Regions from separate parts of the Homo sapiens genome. Here region 2 is linked to region 1. Evidence: read pairs that join two places in POLR2A ChIA-PET (ENCODE). Cell type or tissue: MCF 10A. All regions are shown on one strand. Links, peaks and the distances in the headings refer to the core of each region. The heading gives the core; the rest is flanking DNA. Region 1 overlaps LINC01714 (long intergenic non-protein coding RNA 1714). Region 2 holds the start of LOC105376689 (translation initiation factor IF-2).

Region 1 (5,368 bases), core at 166-5,165:
GAAAAAAGGAAAGAAAAGAAAGAAGAAAGAAAAAAAGAATGCAAGCTTCATGTTTGGCTGTAGCCTCCGCTGAGGGAGCCTCTCCAGTCCCGACTGCCGCGTGCCCTGGGTGGCGGAGGAATTTGGGGGTGGACCTATCTCAGTTGTATCTGGAAGAATTCTCAGGTTAGAGGGTGAAAAATATCTTTTTTATCCTTTCTCTTTTTATTTTTATTTTTATTTGAGCTAAGGTCTTCACCTAGGTCTGTCACCCAGGCTGGAGTGCAGTGGTGACATCACGGCTCAATGCAGCCTTGACCTCCTGGGCTCAGGTGGTCCCCCCACCTCAGCCTCCTCGGTAGCTGGGACTACAGGTGCACACCACCACACTCAGCTAATTTTTATATTTTTTGTAGAGATGGGGTTTCACTTTATTGCTCAGATTGGTCTCGAACCCCCCAGGCTCAGCAATCTGCCCGCCTCCGCCTCCCAAAGGGCTGAGATTACAAGTGTGAGCCACCGTGCCCGACCAATGTCATTTCTTAACGTTGATTTCCCCCTTAAGATGGGCACTGTGCCGAGAGATGTGGGAAAGAGTCTGCAAGCAGCCCCTTCCCCCGTCATCTGAATCTTTCATTTGTAAATAGGAGGATTTATGTGGAATCTGGCTTTTCTGATAGCATCGACGTTCCTTCCCGTGCCTTCTGAGTCTGTTTCTCTTAATTTGACTGTGGTCTCTGCTCTTCGCTGGACTCAGTAAGTATCTCACGCTCAGTTTTGGTGGAGGTCATGGATTTAACCCTTAGAGAAACCGTGGGGCAAGACTCAAGCTCATGAAGCCATGAGACGGCGAACCCCACATGTGAAGGCACCAGCTGGTAGTGAATATTCCCTGGGGAGGCGACCTTGGTGTTAATTCATTTATCAAGAATCATGAGGCCGGGCGCGGTGGCTCACACCTGTAATCCCAGCGCTCTGGGAGGCTGAAGTGGGCAGATCACAAGGTCAGGAGTTCGAGACCAACCTGGCCAACATGGTGAGGCTCCTTTCTCTACTAAAAATACAAAAAGTAGTCAGGCATGGTGGCAAGAGCCTGTAGTTCCAGCTACTCGGAAGGCTGAGGCAGGAGAATGGCGTGAACCCGGGAGGCGGAGGCAGTGAACCGAGATCACGCTACTGCACTCCAGCCAGGCCAACAGAGCGAGACTCCATCTCAAAAAAAAAAGAATCATGGCATCCAGCACCCTTCTAGGCACTTCACAAAACCATGCAGTTATTTTGTCCTGACCACAACCCTGAGGCAGGTGCTGTTATCATTCCTGGTCTTCGGATGCAAAGAGTGAAGCCCGGAGGGAGAGACTGCATACCAGGCTCCGATTCTGACTCCCAGAAAATGGGGAGCTTGGAGCCAGCCCAGGTGGAGCAGCCTCGGGTGCTCCACTCCACTGCCTCGTGATCACCTGCAAGGGCTTTATGCACCCAGCACCCAGCACCCAGCACCCACGCAGGCGGTGCAGGGAGCAGGTCTCTTTACCAATTTAGTTGCCACATCCCCAAAAAGCATTGAGTCCTGGAGCAGAGATCGTTTCAGCGATAGTGAGTTTGGGAGATGCTGAGATCGACTCTTGATGGGTCGTGGAGCTACCAGGCTCCTCTGCCTGGGGAGGAACAGGTGGCTACCCTCTGGAACATCCCAGCTACTCAGGAAGGCTGAGGCAGGAGAATCGCTTGAACCCAGGAGGCAGAGGTTGCGGTAAGCTGAGATCATGCCACTGCACTTCAGCCTGGGCAACAAGAGCGAAACTCGGTCTCAAAAAAAAAAAAAAAGGAAGGGAGGAGTGATATTAAAAGAGCCCGTTCTAAGGACAAAGGCCCCCACTTGCGCAAAGCTAATTATCAGAACCATGGCTAGAAAACTCGCAGAGTTTGGGCAGGCCACCTCCACCCTCATTTCCTCCCCTAAGTACCCCTCTACAGACATCTGCTACCTAAGAACACACGAACACAATGTGGACCTACGGCCCTGTTATTCCAGCTTGGAAAAAAAAAAATCACACCAGGTTGACTCGGTTGGGCTCTGCACCCCAAATGCCATAGCGGCCTCCGGGGGAGGCGGGGAGCGCTGTGTTGGCCCCTCACGCTCGCTGGACTTTCTGCCAGCCTGCCCTCTTTAGCGCTGGTCGGGCTCTGTGGTGGATATGTCGAAAGTTAGGGGAACATTGAGTCATCTCCTCCCTTTCAGCTGCGGCATATTTCTGGGAATGCGAAGCACATTTGAGCGACGTGACATTCCTTACCTCGCGGCAGCAAGGCAACTGCCCACTTCCTTTCGAGTCATGTTGCATCATCTTTCAGAACAGGACTAAACAAATAGTCTCGATACATGGCTTTAGGAAAGAAAAGCAAGTGTGCACGTTTGAACCCCACCCTCTCCGTGTGCTAGGGCACGATTCTCCTGCCCCCGAGGGAGAGAGGGCACACACCGTTGTGGTTAGTCTCCTGCCTTTCCACAGATAAGAACCACGTATATGTGTTCTATGCGCATCTCATAATCACAAAAAAGAGGCATGTGACATTCAATATAGGTGTGTTTCCTAACACATGTGTCAGAGGCGTCTATGGCTACGTCAGTTCTAGTGATGGGCATTGCAGTTTTTAAAATTCCTTGTCCTTGTCATCTTGGAATAAGTCACAGGAAAGGTAAATGATCTGTGTAAACCCTTTGGCCTGTGGATCAACTTTTATACATCTAAACCTGGGAAAAAATGTTATTTATTAGCAAGAGAGTGAACAAACATTTCAAGCTTGCAGAGGGAAGCTGGGGGTGCAGAGAGGATGCAAAAGTGAACAGAACGGGCATCTGTTCTCAAGAGGCTGCAGGGTCATGGTGGAGACAGAGCCCTGTGGAGCAGGATGCGTGGGCAGTGGACAGTGCACCAAGTGTTTGCTCAGGGGAGCGGGACCCAGAGGGGACCTGGAAATACAAGCTCCAGGAGGGATGTCTGAGCCCGGCGGGGGCTGCTGGGATAATAAGAAACAGTCTCCGTGCAGGTGGTGGGCACTCACAAAGAGGGATGGGAAAGTGCTGAGCACAGCTCCATCTCAGGCTGGAAACGGACTCTGCATCCAGAGCCACGGGGCCTGTGGAAGCCATGCTGGGGCTGGGACACCTCTAGGTGTTCAATGGTAGGGGGACTGTAGCCATCTAAGTCTTGAGCAGAGAGTGACCTGCTGCAGATATGCCTTGGGAAAGTCATCCTGGTGACACACTGAAATTTGTCCTGGGAAAGATTGAAGGTGGGGACATGTTAGGAGGCCATGTCAGTGCTGCAAACAGGGCTGCAATGACAGCCAGGGCTAGAGCAAGCGAGATGGGGATCACACAGCAGTGGTGCAATCGCAGTTGTGTGTGTGGAGCACTGACCCTCTGATTGCACGGTGCTGCACACTTACGCGAGCCGTCTCATTTCGCCATCAGAACCGCAGCCCTACGTGGCAGGTCAGCTATCACTCCATCTTACAGATGAAGAAACTGAGGCTCAGGGAACAGAGATAGCTGTTCACTGTCACACACTGTGTAAGCAACAGGGCCAGGACAAAAAGGGAGGTCTGTCTGATTCCATTCTCTCCCTTTAGAGTGAAATAACAGAACTGCTTGAAACCCAGTTAACTGTGGAGGGAGAGGGAGGTATTCTGGTGGCTTCTGTCGGGAGGCCTCAGAGAACAGATGACGTGACTAAGATGGGGGCAGGCAGGTGGGGGAGGAGGAACTTGTAGCTAGGCTGAGTGGGACCAGGTGAAAATCTGACACCAACAAAACACCACTGGTGGTACTGATGGTCTAGGATTGGAGCTATAGACCCGAGGTTCCTATAAAAGACTGAGGCTAGGAGTGTCCCTTTGCTACAAAAGGAAGATGTTTGTACGTATTGCTGGAGTAAGAAAGCAAGGCGCAAACAACGTCATAGAAGAGTGCCCTGAGAGTTCGTCACATTCCAGGCACTGGCTAAATGCCATGCATCTTGTGACAGCCTTTGACGTGGTGCTACCGTCATCTTCAGTTTATAGATGAGAAAACGGACACTCAGAAACATTAAGTAACTTGTCCAAGGCCATGGGGTTAGTAAGAGGTGAATCTGGGACTCGAGTTGAAGTCAAACTTCCAAGTGCATCTGCAGACACAAAATATGGGAAGAATTCACCTAATTGAGGGTTACAAAACTGTTTGCTGGGACTGTAGTCTCCTCACATTACCTTTATTTTATTTTCTTTTCTTTTATTTTTTAAGACGGAATCTCACTCTGTTGTCCAGGCTGGAGTGCAGTGGTGCCATCTCGGCTCACTGCTACCTCCACCTCCCAGGTTCAAGCAATTCTCCTGCCTTAGCCTCCCGAGGAGCTGGGATTACAGGCACACGCCACCACGCCAGGCTAATTTTTATATTTTTAGTAGAGACGGGGTTTCACCATGTTGGCCAGGCTGGTCTTGAACTCCTGACCTCAGGTGATCCACCCACCTCGGTCTCCCAAAGTGCTGAGATTACAGGCTTGAGCCACCACACCCGCCCACATTCCCTTTACATATCTGTATTCTCTAAACTGTCTACACTTAATATACAATATTTTTGTAATAGGGAAAAAATGTTTTAGGAAAGCAAAAAGGTGGAAGTGTAAACCGGTAGACACGGTAGACATTTTGGAAGACAATTTGCCAACATCCATCAAAAGTTGAAAAATTGGCCTATTCCTTGACATAGAAATTCTTTGACACAGAAATTTGTCCTAGGTGTTGAACAGGACACTGAAGGACAAGGAGGAACTTATCCATGGAGGGGGTAGGGTGAGTGCATGCAAATTCCAGAAAAAGGGAACTGCATTGTCTGCAAAAGCCTGATGGCAGGGCAGTCCATGACTGATTCCAGCCCAGTTTCTCTGCAGACTCTCCCGCTTGTCAATTATACAGACAACTGGGGCACCCTCACCCCTACCCCAACACCACCACTCAGACCTCCGGAATCAGAGTCCACAGAGGTGGGGTCAAGGAATCTGAATTTTTATTTTATCTATCCAGTGCCTTGGGTTATTCCCATGACCAGTAAGTTTGGGAAACACTGGCTGCTGCAGGAGGCATCGGGAACTGCTCTGGGAAAGCTGGGTGGAGCTGAAAGGAAATGGTCTTGGATCCCATGTGGAATTTAAATTTAATACCCAAGGCTGTTGCTTCTTTTCTTTCTTTCTAGGGGAGATGTCACAAATTCTGCACCAGAATCTCACAAATCACAAAGAACTTACTCATGTAACGAAACACCACCTGTTTCCCAGTAACTATGGAAATAAAAAAAAATTAATAATAAAAAATTTAAAAAATAAAATTTTGATGAAGGGATAAC
Region 2 (5,368 bases), core at 116-5,115, 510 kb before region 1:
TAAGTATGCAACTCAATGATTTTTCACAAACTAAAACCAGTGCCCAGGTCGAGATTAAAACAGCACCAGAAACCCAGAAGCCACCCCAACCCCAGCCTCCAGCCACTCCTCCTCGCCCCCAAGTACCCCGTTTTGGCAAAGCTGGCAACGGTAGCTAACTTTGATTGAATGTACATCAGTGCCAGGCACTGGTACATGCACCTTCCACCTATTGATTCCTTTAACTCCCGCACCATAGATATGAAGGCACAGACAGTGGAGCACACAGCTAGCAACGAGCCCACTCTGAACCCAGGGGGGTTGGTTTCCCGAGCCTATGTGTCCCTGATGACTACCCTTTCATTGCCGCCCTGGAAAACAAACAGAACTCACTCACTGTGTACTGCAACACCAACACATAACAAAGCTGGAGGTTTGGTTCTGCTGAGAGCGTCAGGAAAAGCCACTGAGGGTGGCCAGATTTGAGCTGGACCTTGATGAATGCATAGGAGTCTCCCTAGCAGATAAAGGGGAGGAGTTGCATAGCAAAGGTGGTGGGGGGAGCGTGCAAGGGGTCCTGCGTGGTGACCCGGGGGGCGGGCGAGGGGTAGACAGGTGCAGTGGGAATACTGACCTAGAGCAGGATTGGAATATGTACTGGGGCTTTGCCAGGGCAGGCTTCGGAACAGGAGAGGAACTTGCTCAGGTTTACAGTGGGTGGCAGCCCCCAAGGGAAGCCATGGACGATCTACCGGCATGGGCAGGACCCAGCTTGGTCAGGGTGTCCTTCACGCGGCCTCTAACCAGCGATTCCTCATTGGGTGTACAGGCTTAAGGGCTCTGCAAATGTTGGGGTTGTTTCTGTGTGCGTTTGGGTAGGGTCAGAAAAGAGACTCCGCCCCCAATTTCGAGACACCTTTTTACCCAGGTGGCAGAGACATGGCCGATTTTACAGATAATTGACTGTATCTATATATCTATATCTATTAGTATATAACAAAAACAAAATAGGCGGTCTCATCACAGGTCTTGGGGTCAGGCACTTTCTCTGTGCGAGGCCGTGGGACTGCAAACAGCACAGGGAAAAAAGAAAGCGGGATCCGCTCGGGACGCCTGAGCCTCGATTAAGAGGTGCGGCTCGGGATTTGTGGCCGGGGCGAGAGACCCTCACGCAGAAGTCCCCAAGTGCGCAGGGCTGGAGCTGGAACTTTGGAACGCGGAGGTTAGACCCAAAGGGTGGGCGGAGCCTGCACTCCAGCTAAGGGGGCCCAGCGCCGCACCCCCTCCCCAAAGCCGGAGCCGCCGCCACCGTCCCCGCCCACCGTCCTCCGCCCCGCCCTGGCCCTCCCCGGGTCCTCGGGCCCCGGCCCCCTCCCTCCAGCCTGGCCCCCACGCCTCCCCGCTCGTTGCGCAGCGCCGGCTCCTCCCGCCGGCTGCATTGCAGACGCCGCCGCCGCAGGGCGCGCCGGGGCCGCGCAGGGAGCCCGAGCCCGGGAACGCGGGCCCTCGGCGCGGAGCTTCGGGCGGCCCCGACGGCGCGGGGAGCCAGGCAGGGCGGGCGCGGGGCGGCCCCGCGGGAAGGGGAACGGGAGGCCCGCGCGGGGCTCCGGGGGCCGTCGGCCCGGGCAGCGGGCGCAGCCGTCGGGCTCCGAGCCGTCCCGGCCTCGAGGGAACCGTCGCCGCCCCATTCGCGGGCCGCGCTGAGCCGGGCGGGCGGAGCGGCGGGGACCGCGTCGCGAGGGACCGGGGGCCCGGCTCTCGCGCGGGGACGCCCGGGCCGCGCTCCGCCCGCAACCTCCGGCCGGGCCCCCGCCGTCCAGCGCGGCTCGGGCGCAGTTCCGGCGCAGTCCCCGCGCCGAGCGGCTCCGCGCCCCGCACCAGCCTCTGCCCGGCTCCGGGTGACGTCGCATCCTCCGATTGGACCACGCGGCCTGGGGGGCGGGGTCTGGTCCGGTGAGCTCACCGCCGCGCCCCGCCATTGGTCCGGGCGGCGCACTCGGGCAGTGGCGGGGAGACCGCGGTACCCGGAGCCCCGCGAGTCGTTCCAGCTGCGGCGAGTGGAGCTGAGCGGGCGCGGGGCCGGGCTGGGCCGGGCCGGGCGGGGCCGGGCGGGGCGCGGGAGCCAGTGAGCGGCGGCTCGGCGCAAGCCTGACGAGCAGGAGCCGAGCTCAGCAGGTCCGGGTAGGTGCGCGGCGGCGCGGGGCTAGGCGGAGGGCGCGTGCGGTCGAGGGCGGCGGCCGGCGGGGGCGCGCGCGGGGCGGGGGCGGGGCCGGGGCGTGGGGACACGCGTGCTCGCGGGCCGGGGGCGTGGTGCGCGGCCACGCGTGTTTCTGGCGCGAGTGTGCGGGGCCAGGCCGGGAGGGCGTGCGCGGACCGGGCGTGTTTACGCGCGGCAGGGAGGGGCCACGAGGGTGCGCGCGTTTCTGGCGCGAGTGGGAAGTGTGGGGATCCGGCGGGCCCGGTGTGAGGGGCGTGTTTCTGGGGCGAGAGTGGGGAGTGAGTGTGAGGAGCAAGGGTGAGGGGCTGCAGGGAGGGGTGCGTTTGGCCGAGGAGTGGGTGGGAGACACGCGTGTCCATGCCGCGAGGGTGTGTCGACGCCCGAGCCTGCGTGGGGCCCGGGGCCGTGTGTCTGGAGTGGCCGAGGGCGTGAGGGGCGCGCGTGTTTGTGCGAGGGGCGTGTGCGGCGGGTGTGAGCCACGCGTGTCTGGGTGCGCGCGCGGGCCGGATGAGCTTCTGGAGTGGTGCGAGGACGCGCGCGTGTGTCTGTGTCGGAGCGAGGGCGGGGACGAGCGTGTCGGGCGCGCGCGGGCGGGGCTGGGGCGGCGTCGGGGCGCGCGGGGGCCCGGCCCGGCCGGCGGCGAGTGTGTTGGGGCGCTCGGCTTCTCCTCAACACGGGTTTTTGGGACCCAGTGCCGCCTCCTTCCCGCGGCGGGGCCCGCGGAGCTCCCGGTTTCCCTGGGCAGACAGGTGCGAGGCGAGGTGCGGGCACAGCCCTGCGCTCCTCAGCGGGTGCGGGATCGGGCGACGGGGGACTGTCTCTAACTACAGACCAGGGGAGCGGAGGGACGCTCGATTCACCCGCGTGCACAGGGCAGTCCTGAAAGTGGATGGAAGGCTCGGAGGAACTTCTGAGAGCTTTGCTTCCCTGCAGACTGGCGACCAGAGAGCACTTTCCACGCGCAGATGGGCCAGGATAGATGCTCGGGGTGGCCCTTTTGCATTTTCGGAGCTCTGGTGATTGGGTTTCTAGGTATTGCGCCTCTTTAGAGGTGGCGCTGATGGCGTTCTGGTGTTTGAGACTTTTTCGATCTCTGTAGATTACTGCAGACATCAAAAGCATTTCTCTACAAATCAGGTATCAGAATAGATTTCTGAAATGATGATATTCTTGCAGACTGTCTTCTTAATCAGTTGCCTCACCAGGGAAGGACGACAATTTTAAAGTCCATTTTCTATTTTGCCCACTTTTACTTGATAGGATTTCTGCTGGCAGCCTGAAGTATCTAATCCCGGAAGCGGACTCAGTAAACGTGAGAGGTGCCCTCAGATAACTACAGAAATGCCTCCTGTGTTTGGTTGCTTGAATGAATGCATTATATTTTTTCCACCAGTGAGGCCAACCCCTGACTTTTTAAAATTGTGCTCCCAAGTTTTATCGATAAAATGTCTGGCTATTACATACAAGGAGTCTTTTTCTCTTACTACCTTGAGGAACTGAAGTGTTCCGTTTCCCTGCAGAATCTGTGTCTTATCGAGAAACTATTGCTGGGAACCGGATCAAGAGAAATGCATTATGCAGAAGCACTTTTCCTGCTGTGTGTTTAGAAAAAAAATAGTTATTATTCCAAGACCAGAATTAGACACTAGCAAATAAATTTGTTTCTCTTTTTCTTTGTATTAGATTTAGAGAGTAATAATGTTTAATGTCCAAGAAAATAGCATTTACTTACAGCGTATGCATTTCCTAAATAAATTTAACCTAGTAGTGAAAAGAAGCAGAGAACTGCTGTGTATTCCTGAGAGACCTTGATGAGGTCGTCCTGATTAATTATAATCTGAACAACTCAAATGGAAATACAGTATTTCATGTACTCGTTAATAACAGTCTTGTTTGTATTATTTAAGGATTTGGCTTTGGTGATACCCTGGCGGATGCATTATTTCAGGCTATTCTTTTTTTTTTTTTTTTTTGAGACGGAGTCTCGCTCTGTTGCCCAGGCTGGAGTGCAGTGGCATGATCCCGGCTCACCACAACCTGCACCTCCCGGGTTCAAGTGATTCTCCTGCCTCAGTCTCCCGAGTAGCTGGGACTACAGGTGCGCGCCACCATGCCCAGCTCATTTTTGTATTTTGGTGGAGATGGGGTTTCACTATGTTGGCCAGGCTGGTCTTGAACTCCTGACCTTGTGATCTGCCTGCCTCAGCCTCCCAAAGTGATGGGATTACAGGCGTGAGCCACCGTGCCTGGCCCAGGCTTTTCTTTAGTCTTCTATTTAGGACTGAACTGGGCCTTTACTAAGAGCTGTCACTGCTGCAGTGTATTCATGTGGGGCTGTTCTAGAATCCAGTACGTGAATAACAAGTGGAACTGAGTATTATTTACTTAATATGAGAAAGATAGCAAAGTTAAAGCATTGGTTGATATGAAAGTTTCCCGAGTGAAAGGTGTGAGGCTCTTTTTGAAACAGGTTTCACTCTGTCTCCCAGGCTGGAGTGCAGTGGCATGATCATGGTTCAGTGCAGCCTCCACCTCCCGGGCTCAGGTGATCCTCCCACCTCAGTCTCCTGGGTAGCTGGGACTACAGGTACACACCACCATGCCCGGCTAATTTGTTGTATTTTTTGTAGAGATGAGGTTTCTCCATGTTGCCCAGGCTGGGCTCAAACTCCTGAGCTCAAGTGATCCACCCGCCTTTGCCTCCCAAAGTGCTGAGATCACAGGCGTGATGGTGGGAGAAGTCCAGATGTGATGTATTGAATTACATTAAAAACCACAAGTTAGTATTACTCACATTTAACATTTCAGAAGTGCTTATTAGCCTGCTGGGTGATACCAATGGGTAGTGTCACATCATGTCATGGGGATGTTGGCGTTCATAGTCATGGAGACCTTCAGTTAGAGTCTTCTCCTCTTCTTGAGTGAATTGCCCTGAAGTCAAATGACCATCTTTTCTTTGCTATTCTCTTATGTGACTACATTTGGCTTAACATGACAGGCAGACAAGGAGATGCCGTCGCCATCAGGAGATAGTTACTCTTCACCCCACAGGCAGTACAGCAAGTGACTCATTAAAACCATGATATGATACCTTGTGAATAGTAAGTTTAAAAATACGGCCAGGTGTGGTGGCTGACACTTGTAATTCTAGCACTTTGGGAGGCTGAGGCA

What was found. ChIA-PET counts read pairs that join two places held together with the same protein. Peaks named below come from ENCODE experiments on the same cell type or tissue, not always from the same donor. Only the 100,000 strongest peaks of a DNase experiment are listed, where the experiment ranks them.
Region 2: POLR2A ChIA-PET joins it to region 1 with 6 read pairs; 2 of 35 experiments call an interaction of 5 or more read pairs at or near these places.

What each region holds. Positions count from the first base shown.
Region 1 is chr1:8,209,861-8,215,228 of GRCh38, forward strand. It overlaps LINC01714 (long intergenic non-protein coding RNA 1714), which reads left to right. Exons shown (of 4, transcript NR_125998.1): 2 at 627-735; 3 at 4,765-4,818; 4 at 5,219-5,350. Among named protein-coding and RNA genes, the nearest start is that of LINC01714, 3.9 kb to the left of the region's middle. RefSeq lists enhancers at 1,432-2,631, 2,109-2,403. In MCF 10A, for the core only: no CTCF peak of the experiment used is centred there; a DNase peak (open chromatin) is centred at 2,261.
Region 2 is chr1:7,702,735-7,708,102 of GRCh38, forward strand. All of the region lies in intron 11 of CAMTA1 (calmodulin binding transcription activator 1), which reads left to right. LOC105376689 (translation initiation factor IF-2) reads right to left here and starts at 1,828. Exons shown (of 5, transcript NR_188653.1): 1 at 614-1,828; 2 at 377-496. RefSeq lists a silencer at 1,749-2,168. In MCF 10A, for the core only: no CTCF peak of the experiment used is centred there; no DNase peak of the experiment used is centred there.